Linked DNA regions of Homo sapiens: region 2 is linked to region 1. The links are chromatin contacts, found by Hi-C or POLR2A ChIA-PET in ENCODE. All regions are on one chromosome and are shown on one strand. The core of a region is the stretch at or near the end of the contact, and the rest is flanking DNA. Distances in the headings are between cores, read along the strand shown.

Region 1 (6,491 bases), core at 3,756-6,255:
TCAATCTCTAGGACTAGTGATTTCCTAACTCTTATCAAAAGCTAAATAAAACAAGACCAAAAAAATTAAAGCTTATTTTTAAAACTGTCGGCCAGGCATGGTGGCTCATGCCTGTAATCCTAGCACTTTGGGAGGCCGAGGCAGGTAGATCACCTGAGGTCAGGGGTTCGAGACCAGCCAGGCCAACATGGTGAAACCCCATCTCTACTAAAAGTACAAAAATTAGCCGAGCATGGTGGCGGGTGCCTGTAATCCCAGCTACTCAGGAGGCTGAGGCAGGAGAATCGCTTGAACCCAGGAGGTGGAGGTTGCAGTGAGACGAGATTGCGCCATTGCACTCCAGCCTGGGCAACAGGGCAAGATACTGTCTTTAAAACAAACAAAAAAAATGCCTTTCTAATCTTTAGGGCAATCATCTTAAAAGAGTAGGCATTATTCCCATTTTAGGGACAATAATAATTCCTGTTTTACAGACGATAATTATGGCTAACACATATTGAGCCTGTACTATGAGGCACCACTCTAAAAGTTTTACATGTAGCAACACATTTACTGGCACAGAGAGGTTAAGTAATCTGCCGAAAGTCACAGAGCTAATAAGTGGCAAAACTAGGATGGACAATGAAAGCTCAAAAAGGTTAAACAATTTGCTCTAAGGCCATCAAGCTGTCAGTCATGAAGCCATCAGACCAACACAAGGTAGGCCGGCCTGTCTCCTCCCACTTGTCATCTGCCTGGTCCCAGGGGCATATTTGGATTCCTGCACTCACCAGGGCCCAGTGGGGAATGCCTAAGGGATGGCAGGATAAAGCCCTAGAGCCTAATGCAACCTGAAGAGCACAGGCCTCATCTACAGGGGCCATGACCTTCAATTCTTAAAGAGGAGACAGAAATAGAGATCTTGATTTAAAAAAAATCTCTAGATTGTTTAATATCGCCTCAATGTTTTCTAAAAAGCATCATGTAGGCCAAAGAAAACATGTCTCCTCGGGCTATCAGATTACAACTGCTCTTTACTTATTAAGAGTCTTAGGTCAAAAGATGAGCTGTATGATCACATCCAAAAAATGTCAGAAATCAGAGCTGCTGGGCCAAGCCGACTCAACTCAATTCCTCTCTATGACTCAACTCAATTCCTCTCTAAGTACAACAAAGATTTACACTGGATTTGCCCTCCAGGCAAACTTTTACCTCCTCTAACTCTTCCCCAGGCCTTCTTCAATCCGGACTTATAGCTGTGGCAATATCTATTCAAGTTACCAAAACTGCACATGAAATTTGCATATTTGGATTCCTGCAAATGTCATTCAATCTCAACTTTTAAAAGTTACCGCACATTAATGCAGCAAAAGAAAGCATTTCCCACATCCTAGCCTGCCAACTCTTAAACTACATTCATTCTGAAGAAAAAGCTGCCACAGCCTTGACCACTACCTTGAAGGGGTCCCCACACTGCAGGCCAGCTCTGAGAATTCCGCTAGAGACACCGAGGTTCATTTCCTCGTGTCCTTCTTTAATCAGCTGGAAGAGACTTGAGGAAATGAGTCAAAACCCTAAGGGTAACTTCGAAGGGCTGTCAACAACAGCAGCAAAATTCATCACCACCACAACATCTGTACATAAATGTTCTCCAAGGGAAGCCCGCAGAATACTTGGCACATTTCTGATGAGAATTTCTTTTGGGAGAAAAAATGGCTTTGGATGGTAGATTGTCATTATTTCTCACCATGCTATCCAGGGTAAATAGCCAATGACATCAGCCATTATTGGGGGTGTTCTCTTTCACACCTATGCACAAGACCATTTTTATGTTTTGGAGTGGGAGATGGATTTTTAACTGGCTTGCATCATCCTTTTAGAAACAGCTTACCTTCATTTCTGAGGGACGCTAACTGGAATGAGATAGCTAACAACTAAGCCAACATACCACAGGGTCAAATGCCTACAGCCCTTCCTCCAAGCTAAAATTTAATTAATCCTCCCTCCACAAATAATCCGCTTTCATAAGACACGCAATTCTAAATATTTTTCACCAAAATTGGGAAGGTAGTGACATTGGCCATCCTGTATTCCCAGAACTTCCAACAATCCCTGGCACATAGTAAAAACTCATTAAATATTTTTGAATGAGTCTTACAACAGATTCTGGTGAATCATGTGAATGGCTATAGAGCTGGGCACATGCAGCCAATCTCATCAGGCTTCACCACTGATGATTTAGGGCTTATCCTTAGCCAGTTTCTCCAGCTGTAAAATGTTAGGGGTAATAATAGTACTACTTCCTAGGCTCATTGAGACTACTAGAAATAGGTAAAGCCCCAAGCAAAAGGCCTGGCACACAGTTTCCAACTGAAGAGCAACAACTATGTACACCACACATGTCATACGAAACTTAAGGCCCATTAGAAAGCATGCTATAAATGCATAGCATTACATGATTTACAGAGTCATGAGAAAAAAAATGGGAATGAGTGGGGGAAAAAACAGAATAGGGATAAATGAATTATCTGGGGTCTCTTATTTCCAGCAGGATAATAATTTAGAGTGCCTTGTGTCCAGCTGCTGAGAATGACTCCAGCCTCACACCTGCAGGAACGAAACGGGGAAGGTATGATTCACTATTCCTAGCAGGTTCATCCTGTTAGGCACAGGAGCTGTAATACTTGGGGGGCGGGGGCCCTCAAAGGGCAATGCAGAGGAATATATGGGAATTGAAGGGCAGTAAGCATAAGCCACAGCTCCTTGCTTCAGTCAGGGGCAGACCGGTCAGATGCACCCATACTCTATGACTTCCCTGTGAGCAGGAGAGGCAGAGGAATTTCAAAGAGGCAGACAGGGGCCAGGGGAATAGTTAAAAAGAGTGCTGAGTCTACACTCAGAACATTGGAGGAGAATTCTGGACCCAAAGGATCCTTCATGATGCAGATGCCTCCTTGTACTCTGGAGGACACTGCGTTTCCCAGAATTTAAGCAACCTGCCCTAAGCAACCTGGCCAAGGGCACGCAGCCAAGAAATGGCAGAGAAACCGAGAACCCAGGGGACAGAGCAAGGCTTTGTCGTTACACCACACTGCCCCCCCAGGAGACAGACCTTAAAATTCCCTTTGCCAAAAATCTATTGGGGAGAAGAAAACCATTGATTCTTTTAATTTTTTAAAAGGGAGATATTCGATGTGGTCTTTCTAGTCTCCTACTAGGTTCTAGTTCACATAGCTTAACTGATATTAAAAAGGTCAAGGCACAAAAACATAAAGACCAGATGTGTTGTTTTAAGCTAGGTGATCAAATCCTCCAGAGAATCCGAACACTCCCTCGTGACCCCTGCTGACCCCTCCTGCTGCACAGGGGTCCAGATGCAAGGCCTCTCTGCCCCCCACAGGAAAGCCCTCACAATAGTTACAAGTCCAGGACGCTGCAGACTGCGCCTGGAGACTTTATAGAGAAACTGACCGGTAGTCGACAGTCTCAAAACCGTTCATTGCGCCGCTTCCTTTCAAGCGCTTGATTCCAGCTAAGACTCACTTTCTATCCTTACATCATCAGGGTAACCTTAAAGGTTTGTTTTAAAAAATGACCTGGGAGATAGCAGGGCTTCAGGGGTGAGCTGGGCGACCTGCACTCGCCCGCACCAGCGACACCTGGAAAAAAGGGAACGGGAGGCAGGAATCTGACCAAGGGGCTCCAGCAACCTGCAAATCCTTCACCTAAGACCCAGTTCCCGCGCGGATATACCTGGATTTCTGTTATAGCTTTAAGAACTGAGTAGGATTTGCAGAAAGTTCCACGCCATCTCCCACCCCACCCCCAGGCAGCCCTGAAGTATAGAAGTCCCGGGGGCGGGGAGGCGGGCGGTCACGAATCTCAAAAATTTCCGAAGAAAACAGGACCTGCGAATACAGGTCGCAGACACCGGGAACTAGGGGCTTTCAGAACCCGCCAGGCAGGCCGGGCACTCTGGCCGGCGTGCTAGGCGGTTGGAGTCAGGGAACGCAGAGTCCCAGCACGCTGTCCCTTGCCTTCCCGGAGCAGGCGGCAAACACAGCCTCCAGCCGCCCCGGGGCGCGCGGCAGGAATGAAACGGCGCCGCGGCAGAAAGGGGCGAGCACGGGATGTACGAAAGCAAAAAGTCTGCAACCTAGCGGCTGCTTTCCACACGCCCTGCCCAAGTTGTCCCTGTCGCCACCACCTCCAGGCTCGCGGGAGTCCGGCCCCACAACAGCCCCACGCCGCGCACTCCCAGCGCAAAAGCCTAACCCGGAGGCGGGGAAACGCCGCAGCCTTCGATTGGTCTCCACGGGTGGCGCCGCGAGCAGAGGCGGCAGCGGGTCGGTCCCCAGCTCTGGGCACAAAGAGCGCCTGCGGTTGGAAGGCAGTAGCCGCAGAGCAGAGAAAGGGCTCTCTAACTTTGCCCTCAGCGCGGCGGAGAACCTGCAGGCAGGTCCTCCCGGGCGCCGGTCACACACACGCAACTTTTAACAAAAGGAAGCTGCGGCCGCGCCTCGCACGGCAAGAGAAGGCGCTCGGTGCAAACCCCTGAGCCCCCCGCCTCCGCCCCCCGCGCAACGTCGGCACAAAAGCCACCCCAAACTCGCACGGAGCCTGCAGCCTCGCTCACGCCTAACCCCCTCTTGCTGTCCCCATTCCCGAAGAACCCCGGATTCGCGTCCCCCACCACCAGCAGCTGGGGTCTCCTCGCGCAGGTGAGCGAGGCAGGGCGCCGGAGAGTCCGAGGGCCACCTGGAGTCTCCCCGGAGGCTGGAACGCACGGGCACTGAGGGCCCGCAGTCCTCTCTCCGGATGCACCCTGGCGGGTACCACCCTCCCAGGCACAGGCTTCGCCGAGTAGTCGCACGGTCGGGGTGCCAGCCGCGGTGTCCCACCTGTCTGGACGCGAAGCAGTAGGAGCAGAACGCAGAGAAAATCCCAGGCGCCGCGAGCGCCTCTCATCGCGGTAGCTGCGATGGGATCCGAGCTCTGGTCCACGTTCCAGCTCTCGCCCAAGTGCAGCGAGCGCGGCAAAGCCGAGCCCCCAGAGCCGCGAGCGGCGAGCAGCAGCCCCTCCTCCCAGCGCCCTCCCTCTGCGCGCCGGCCACGCCCCTCCTCGCCTCCCCTCCCTCGCGCCCGCCCGGGTCTCGCTTCTTCCCGGCGGCGTCTGGCCCCTGCTCTTTCGACGTGTTAATGCCGGGGGGCCGTGCCCGCCGGGAGGAGGAGGGCGCGCGCGCCCTCTCTCCCCGCTCTTGACTCCGGAGCCCCTTTCTCTCTCCACCTTTCCACCCCTGGGATGTGGACGGCCAGGCTGAGGCCGTTCCCGGACCAAGGAGGTGCTGCCCGCTCGCTTTGTGAAGCTGGGCACCACGCACACGTTAGGGCACGGGCCCGCCACCTGCCAGGTGCTCCCCAGACAATAAAGGTCGACTGCCCGCCCCTCGAGCACGTTCGGGCGGGAGGAGGCTGGACGCCGCTGCTCGTGGAGGTGGCATGGGGATGGGGAGGGGAGCGTTAGGAAATTGAGCCCCGACATTCCCCTCCAGGCCTGTTAGGAGCTCCTGGCACCGCGGTAAAGGCTGAGCCCGGTTTCGCTAATTGTTTCTGCTCAATTTCTCCACCTGCTTCGTAACCTGTAGGAACACAGTGGGTTCCTATTGGTCGGCGTGGCCTCCGCCCAAGAAGCCCCTGCCGGGACTTGTGTGGAGACAGGGGCGATGGAGGGCGCGTGGCGAAGTTTGCTCTGGGAGCCCAGGTTTTCATACACGTTTTCCCCCCTCCCCCCAACGCTGCCAACCCCAGTAATGATTTCTCTGCCTCTGTAACAGACGACAGTTTTAGGGCTAGGGCTCTTAACTGCCCTTGCCGGTCCCAGGAGCAAAATAAAAGTACAATGATTCTCTTAAGCCCGATTTCACTGCCCAGAAAGTGCCTTACCCACAGTCTCATGGTGGATCCTTGAACGGAAAGCAACAACAGTATCTGTATAGGGGTTAATAGTTCTTCCCCACAGCGACTCGTCTTTTCATGCTCACGATAACAGCTTTGTGAGGAGGGTAGAGCAGGTATGTTTATTATTGTAGTGAGGGAAGACCCAGGGCTTGAACACTTATTGGAAGACCTACTCCAAGAAAGATGAGCTTTCCCTATGCATTCTGATAAACTAATAAGACATCCCTCCTGAGAGCTTAAGAATGGAAAAATAAATGGCAGATGCCCATCAGAAAAAGGGATAGAACAGATACACCTAGACTCTTCTCTGAAGTATCATCCAAAATTTACAGTTGCCCAGCTGCCCCACTTCATTTAATATTGAAAGCTCTCCTGTTGTTTAATAGTGTGAGGACCCAGGTTGATGTAAGAAAAATGATTTTTAAAGCTAATCACTTAAAAATTATCAGTGCTAGAGGGTGATCAAATGATCAATGTGTATAATTGCCTCTCTTTAAATGTAAGTATTTACTCACTCAGCAAGCATTTGTTTAGTGTCTGCTGTGAAGCAAGGA
Region 2 (6,576 bases), core at 3,389-5,888, 72 kb after region 1:
AAGAAGGGAAGAATTACGACTTCCAGTTCCAGAAAAAGAATGAAGAGAAGACAAGTCAGCCCATCAGGAGGCTACTGAAAGTGTTGGCCTCAAACCTGGAAGTTTCTGATCTGCAGTTAGAAACCTTGTGGCAAAGCGTGTTCTTCCCATCGTGAGACTGTGGCCAGTCTTGTGAGGCAGAAGCATATGACTCCTTTAAAAGTAGAGATCAGGAAACTTTATGAAACTTTATGACATTTCTTTAGTGTTTAAAGCCAGACACACACAAAGCCTTAAAAGAAGAGAGAAAACTGACTAGCGAATGGCAAATAATCATGTTTATTCAATGAGAAAAAAATGTGAGTGACAACCGTAATGAATCATCTTTCTCATCATGTTCTCTACGTTGATTGGAATTTAAAATAAAGAGTAGCTGGATTTTGTTCATTGGTTAGGAGACTGGGCTTTTGCAGATCTTAGATTTTTGCTTTTAGCAATAATTGAATCATAGGATTGTAATATTGAGATGAGCGCTGGATGCCAGCCAGTCATTTAGGCCAGTGGTTATCAAACTGGGACCTCATGGCAGGAAATGCTTCAGGTACTCCACAAATGTTTGATTCATATTTCATTTTTCAAATATTTGTAAACCTTAGACTTAAAAAACCTGAGACTTAAAAAAATTACACATACATCCAAATGTGCACTATGGCAAATTTAACACATTTAGAGACCGTCGACACAATACACGCTGTAGGTTAGTTCCATTTGTATAGACCTCAGAATGAAACATCTGTCAGCCGGGTGCGGTGGCTCAGGCCTGTAATCCCAGCACTTTGGGAGGCCGAGGCCGGTGGATCACCTGAGGTCAGGAGCTCGAGACCAGTCTGGCCAACATGATGAAACTGTCTCTACTAAAAATACAAAAGTTAGCCAGGCGTGGTGGCACGTGCCTATAATCCCAGCTACTCAGTAGGCTGAGGCAGGAGAATCCCTTGAACCCGGGAGGTGGAGGTTACAGTGAGCCGAGATTGCACCACTGCACTCCAGCCTGGGTGACAGAAAAAAACTCTTGTCTCAAAAAAACAAAAAAAAGAAACATCTGTCATCTCTGTGAATGTATTTGCATTTAATAGATATATGTCATTGATTAAAAAGGTCTGAACAGGCCTTTATAAAATTCAGGCTCACCCACATTCACCCAAATTTTAAAGGGAAGCATTTGACATCAGCTTAGCATGTGTCATATTCATTTAAGTGTCAGACAAGGCCCAGCTGCTGGTAACAGTTTGTTATCGTGACACAATCTTCAGATCCGCAAAATAAGAATAGTTACCATTTATTGCATGTTTATCATGCACTGGGAAGAATGCTAACTAGTGACTGTTTATTTGCTCATTTACTCATAATTCATTTAATAATATTGTCTCCCTCATGGTGTTTTTATAATGATTAAATCAGAATATGCACATGATTACCTGAGTATAGTACTTGGCACTAGGAAACATTCAAAAAATTAGCTATTATTAATTCTCACAACATTCTTGTGAGAATTTTTCCCCTGTTATATTATTTGTAATTCACTTACAAGTACTTCAGTGTAGTATGTCCTAACTTTAATCTCTTTATCCTAAAGGCTAGTAGTTAACACTTGCAGTTTCTTAAATAAAAATATACGATCTATAGAGTTAGTTTACATTTCAAAGACTCTAATCCATAACTCATATCCATAATTCAAATTCATAACTGTCTTTATTTCTGATCAACACCAGAAGTTTTTCTAATTAGCATTATGGATATAGAAATGACTCTTCATTGAAGAAATGAATAGTGTTCAGGCAGGAGTGAATTGACTGGAAATATTGAATAGGCACTCCTGACCTGGAATATACAGGAAATAAGAACCTACCTAACACAATAGCCTACACCCTTCAAATAGTAATCTGTGCTTAGGATTCCAATTACTTCTGGGTGTAAGACATTTAATGGAGGATTATGTCACCTGACCAACTAGAAGTTTAGCTGAACCTGCTGCCAGACTAGTGCTGCACCAGCCTGAAGTAAAACGTTCATGCAAGGTACTGTCAAAGTGCCTAAAAGGGCAGAGAGTTGGCAATTCACTGAGCTCACATAAAATAAGATGGAATGATTATTTAGTAAGTGCTTGTGTATCTGGCAGAACCTGGTCATTTTGACATACTTCCTATGTTCAGCATGCCATGGGAGAGACCTACTTCTACCTATTAGAGGTTACCTCTATCTACCCAAAATAATTCAGTAATTATTCATGACAATTTCCACTTTACCAATGAAAAAATAAGTCTGGAAGAGGTTCAGAATTTTGCCCAGGGTCAATCTGCTGGTTAATGGTAGAGCTGAGCCGCTTCATGTCAAAGCTTGTGCTTGTAACCAACGTGTTCCACCGCCTCTCAGAAAGAATATTTGCTGAGTGAGTAACTGCCATGTGATGATAATATCATATCATAGATTGTTCTGGCAGTTTCTGTAAGCTTTGGGTACTTCTAGTCTGACTTCTGGATTATGATAAGACAGGCATGTGGTTGTTAGATATTGTTAATGATGAAGACTTCAAACAAAATGTCCTGCCGATCTTCTCTCCAGCTTCTGAATCAGTTCAGCTGAAGAGTGTCCAGAGATATCAATGATGTTCTGGCATTTCTGTAAGCTTTGGGTACTTCTAGTCTGACTTCTGGGTTATAAGACAGGCATATGGTTGTTATTGTTAATAATTCAGACTTCAAACAAAATGTCCTACTGATCTTCTCTCCAGCTTCTGAATCAGTTCAACTGAAGACTGTCCAGAGATATGAACGAGGACAGTGAAAACACTGTACCATTTGCAATACTGTGGGCCAAAATAAAATAAAAATATAATTTGAATATTAAGATTGATATTAAATAATATCTGTCATTTATAATTTCAGATATCAATTACTTATCTTCAGTAATTATTCTCATGAATGACTTTATAACAAGTAAATATCATATATTTGAAATTGTAAAATAAGTATATATTAATACAACATAACTCTAACAGTTTATAAACTGGTGTGTAGTATAAGAGATCTGTTTCCAAAAAAGAAAGAAAGTTTTAAGATCATTTTGGGTGGTGATATAATAGCATAGGCTCTGGTTCAAAACTTCAACATTGATCATTCCAGTTGTGTGAGATTTGGTAAATTACTTAACCTCTCTGAGCTTTTGTTTAGTGATGTGTGAAAAACATAATACTATAGAATTGGAGAGATTCCTGTGAGGATTAAATGAACTAAAATATGCGTTGACACATGGCTTCAATAAATAGAAACCATGTTTCATTAACATTCCCATTATTCTCAACTCCATGTTCCCCCTAAGGCAAGAATGTCCTCTCCACCCATCTTGACCTGTAATCACTGGTTTCCTCCAATGCTTCCAGTAACAGAGAAGTCACTACTTCCTATTCCACTGAGTCCATATCCATCCCTGGAAAAATCCTTACCAGCTGGTTCTGGTTCTGCCTCCTGAACTGCCTCCTGAACTGGAAGTCTACTTCTTACATCCACAGAGCAGCACTATTTAAAGGGACATCTTCACATGAGATGGAAGGGCCAGCCAAAGAGAACAACTTGACTTCAGCTTCCCCTGTCTGATTACCTAAAGCAAGTTACATAGAACTTGGCTAGGGCATAAACCAACTTCCTACCCACCTATATGGAGTGATTATACATCAATAAACTGGGCTCTCAAAATATGCATACTAAAGCCAGGCTGGGAGTGGCTTTCTATGTAGGGCAATTTGCAAAGTCAGGGAAATCCTTGCTTTTGTGACTCTTCTGGCTGTTTGTCCTCAGGAGGCTTGAATAAATACAAATTTCCCTGGAATAATAAACATCCTAATAATTACTGCGATTATATTATGATCTTATTACAATAGATAGTAAGGCAAATATGCACAGGGTAGGAGAGGTGCCCCGATCCCAGGAATGTCAGATAACCATCATGTGATGGTCAGGTGGCTGTCAAAACTATCTCTCTAAAATAACAATTGGTCACAGCCAGTGCCAGGGAAATGCAGTCTCCCAGTAAATAGAAAACACCGAAAGTTAGTGATCAGAAGCTTCCTGATAGGATCTCAGGAGTTGGGCGAGTGGGCTTGAGCATGTACACTAAGAGGCAAAATGGTGGAGTTTAACTGGTATATGACCTTCCTCTAGAAACACTTGACTGATAAAGGAAGAATGCCTCAAGTGAGCATGTACACAATTTCAGTAAACACACTGCACATGTGGCTCCTCCCAAGTACTGGCAGGCCACTGCACATGGAGACAGCCCACCCCAAGGGAAGAATCAAGGGAGAACGGATGCAACACCCCAGAAGCATGCCAACGTATGAAACCCCAAGTCAAAAGTCAAACAGGGCACTTTGATTTCTCAGGTCTCCTGCTTGGCCCTCTTCCAAGCATACTTTACTTCCTTTCATTCCTGCTCTAATACTTTTTAACGAACTTTCACTCCTGCTCTAAGACTTGCCTTTGGCTATGCTTTAGTTAGTCTACATTTTATATACTTGGACTGTGTGAGCTTTCTGTAGCTCATGTGGTCCTGGTGACTCATGGTTTTATAGACTCAATTACATTGCAAAGAGCTGGAGGTCACAGCACTAGCTCCCATCGCTTCTCAAGTGGTAAGCAAACAGCAAGGCAGAGAGCAGGAAAGGACAGCATTCAGACCCTTCTCAATAGGAACTGGAACTGCAATGTGACCAAGGAAAGGAAAACACCAGAGACCACCTTGTTGAATCTATGAAACCCATGTTGATCAGCTTTCTTGTCTCCAGCACTGGAACCAATGCAACCAAGTATCAGGATTGACACGCTTCTGATGAATAGCCTCTTGCAGTGCTATCAACAAGCCTAAATGAAAACTCTATCAAGGCTATTTGCTGGGTCAACTGAGGCTAATTAATCAGCTCCTGGGCTTTGGCTATGCTGTAGCTAGCCTACATTTTATATACCTGTACTTATAATTTAAGAAGGTCAGAAATCAACCACACAACCTCTCAACAAAACTTGAGGCAAGAATCCAGGTTGCTGCAGACCTGTAAGAATCCGCTACTGCTAACAGTCTGTTAGGAACTACACACACATCATTCTCATTTCATGAATGAAGAATCGAGGCTTAGAGAGGTGCAGTAGTTTGCATGAAGAGCCACATTTAGTGGTGGAGCTGAATTTCCAACTCTGTCTTGATGACTCCAAAGCCCACATTCTTATCTCCTCAACAGTAATGAGTCACAGGAGTCCTAGTGATGTTTCTTGGTAGCTAATTTCAGCATGAGAGAGTAGAAAGTTGTCTCTGAGTTAGTTGTTACTTTCCAAATATAACAAATATTCCCATTTTAGTCACTACATTTAGCCAACCTGAAGTTTTGATATTTTTTGATTTTGAAAGGTGGTAAAGGAATTCTAAGAATATTATTTCTTCCCCTGAGGCTCAAAAATCAAATTCTATTTGGAATGAAAAAGATAATGTGACCTTTAGAAATTTTGATTGTTCCTGAATGGCACCCACGCATAAATTCGCCCGAACTGTTGCTGAGCGCCTTCAACTTCTGTGGGGACTATCAGTGAACACATTTGCCTCCAGGAACATTAGATCCTTGCTTTTGAAGAATAAAAGAGATAAAGACATGTTGGGGACGTGGAATACCTAATATTCCAATAATTCTTATTTTCAGAAGAAAACGTAGCAGAATAGGGTGGTTTGGAGTGTGGGCTCTGAAACTCAACAACAGGTTACAATCGTGGTCCTGACCACTTATCAGCAGTGTGACCTTGGATGTGTTCCTTCACTTCCCTGGGCTTTCCCTTTTTTGTCTGTAAAATCCGGGCAATAATGGTGTGGAGTTGATGTAAAGGTTAAATTAGAATACAACTCCTTAAACAAGGCTGAGCATGTCATAAATGCTTTCTAGGCATTTTCTCTTCTTATTTTTACTCCAGAAAGGTTGTGAGAATTGAATGGTTCTATGTGGTAATCTACAGTACCTTCAAATGAACCTATGTGTATGTGTAAGTTAACTTTTCCTGCAGTGAGGGGAGGGAGTGAGAGAAGGGAGTTGGTTATTGGTTATTTGGTATTTAAAGAACCTAATCAGGAATCTACCCCCAGAGGTGGCTGTTTAAGCATTTCAAATATCCGTTAACAGAATACACACCAGAAGGTTTGTTAGCCGGTGTAAGGGATATAACACATTTTTTTTTCCATTGGTGACATTAATGTTGCTCAAGATATGTCATTGACTAGAAAGTTTCAGTAGGCCATACTGCTGTTGCTGGAAGGGGTAAGAATCTGGCACCTTCAGAGCTGCATATCCATCCCGGACTGTTTGGTCTTGTGTTCATCTCGTAGTTCAGAGAGGGCTCCGTTTCTCTGACATATTGGGAGCATTGGCTGATCCACCATTCAGAATGTCGGGGAAAGACTCCGAGTGAGCTTCTCATTAAAGGTGTGGTCAGAAGTCCTGAGACAAGTAGTGAGCTTTTCCAAGCTTACAAGAACAGCCCGTGTGACTGTTTTTGTGGCCATCTGCTA

What was found. Hi-C counts contacts between places; a loop is a spot of excess contacts on that map. ChIA-PET counts read pairs that join two places held with the same protein, here RNA polymerase II (POLR2A). Pooled maps may share reads with other maps.
Region 2: a map of K562 shows a loop between it and region 1 (2.3-fold over the local background). The contact joins the enhancer-like site here to the promoter of KIT in region 1. A Hi-C loop is called at or near these places in 2 of 168 maps with a recorded cell type or tissue (GM12878 and K562) and 1 of 50 pooled maps. POLR2A ChIA-PET finds 5 or more read pairs at or near these places in 2 of 52 experiments (Panc1 and activated T-cell).

Annotation. Positions count from the first base shown.
Region 1 is chr4:54,656,471-54,662,961 of GRCh38, reverse strand. KIT (KIT proto-oncogene, receptor tyrosine kinase) reads right to left here and starts at 5,005. Exons shown (of 21, transcript NM_000222.3): 1 at 4,881-5,005. The coding sequence starts at 4,947. RefSeq lists a silencer at 5,426-5,720.
Region 2 is chr4:54,584,478-54,591,053 of GRCh38, reverse strand. No RefSeq gene overlaps it. Among named protein-coding and RNA genes, the nearest start is that of LINC02260, 19 kb to the left of the region's middle. Within about 2 kb of position 4,638, at least 2 of the 41 ENCODE cell types and tissues checked have a DNase peak (open chromatin) inside an H3K27ac peak, as active enhancers do.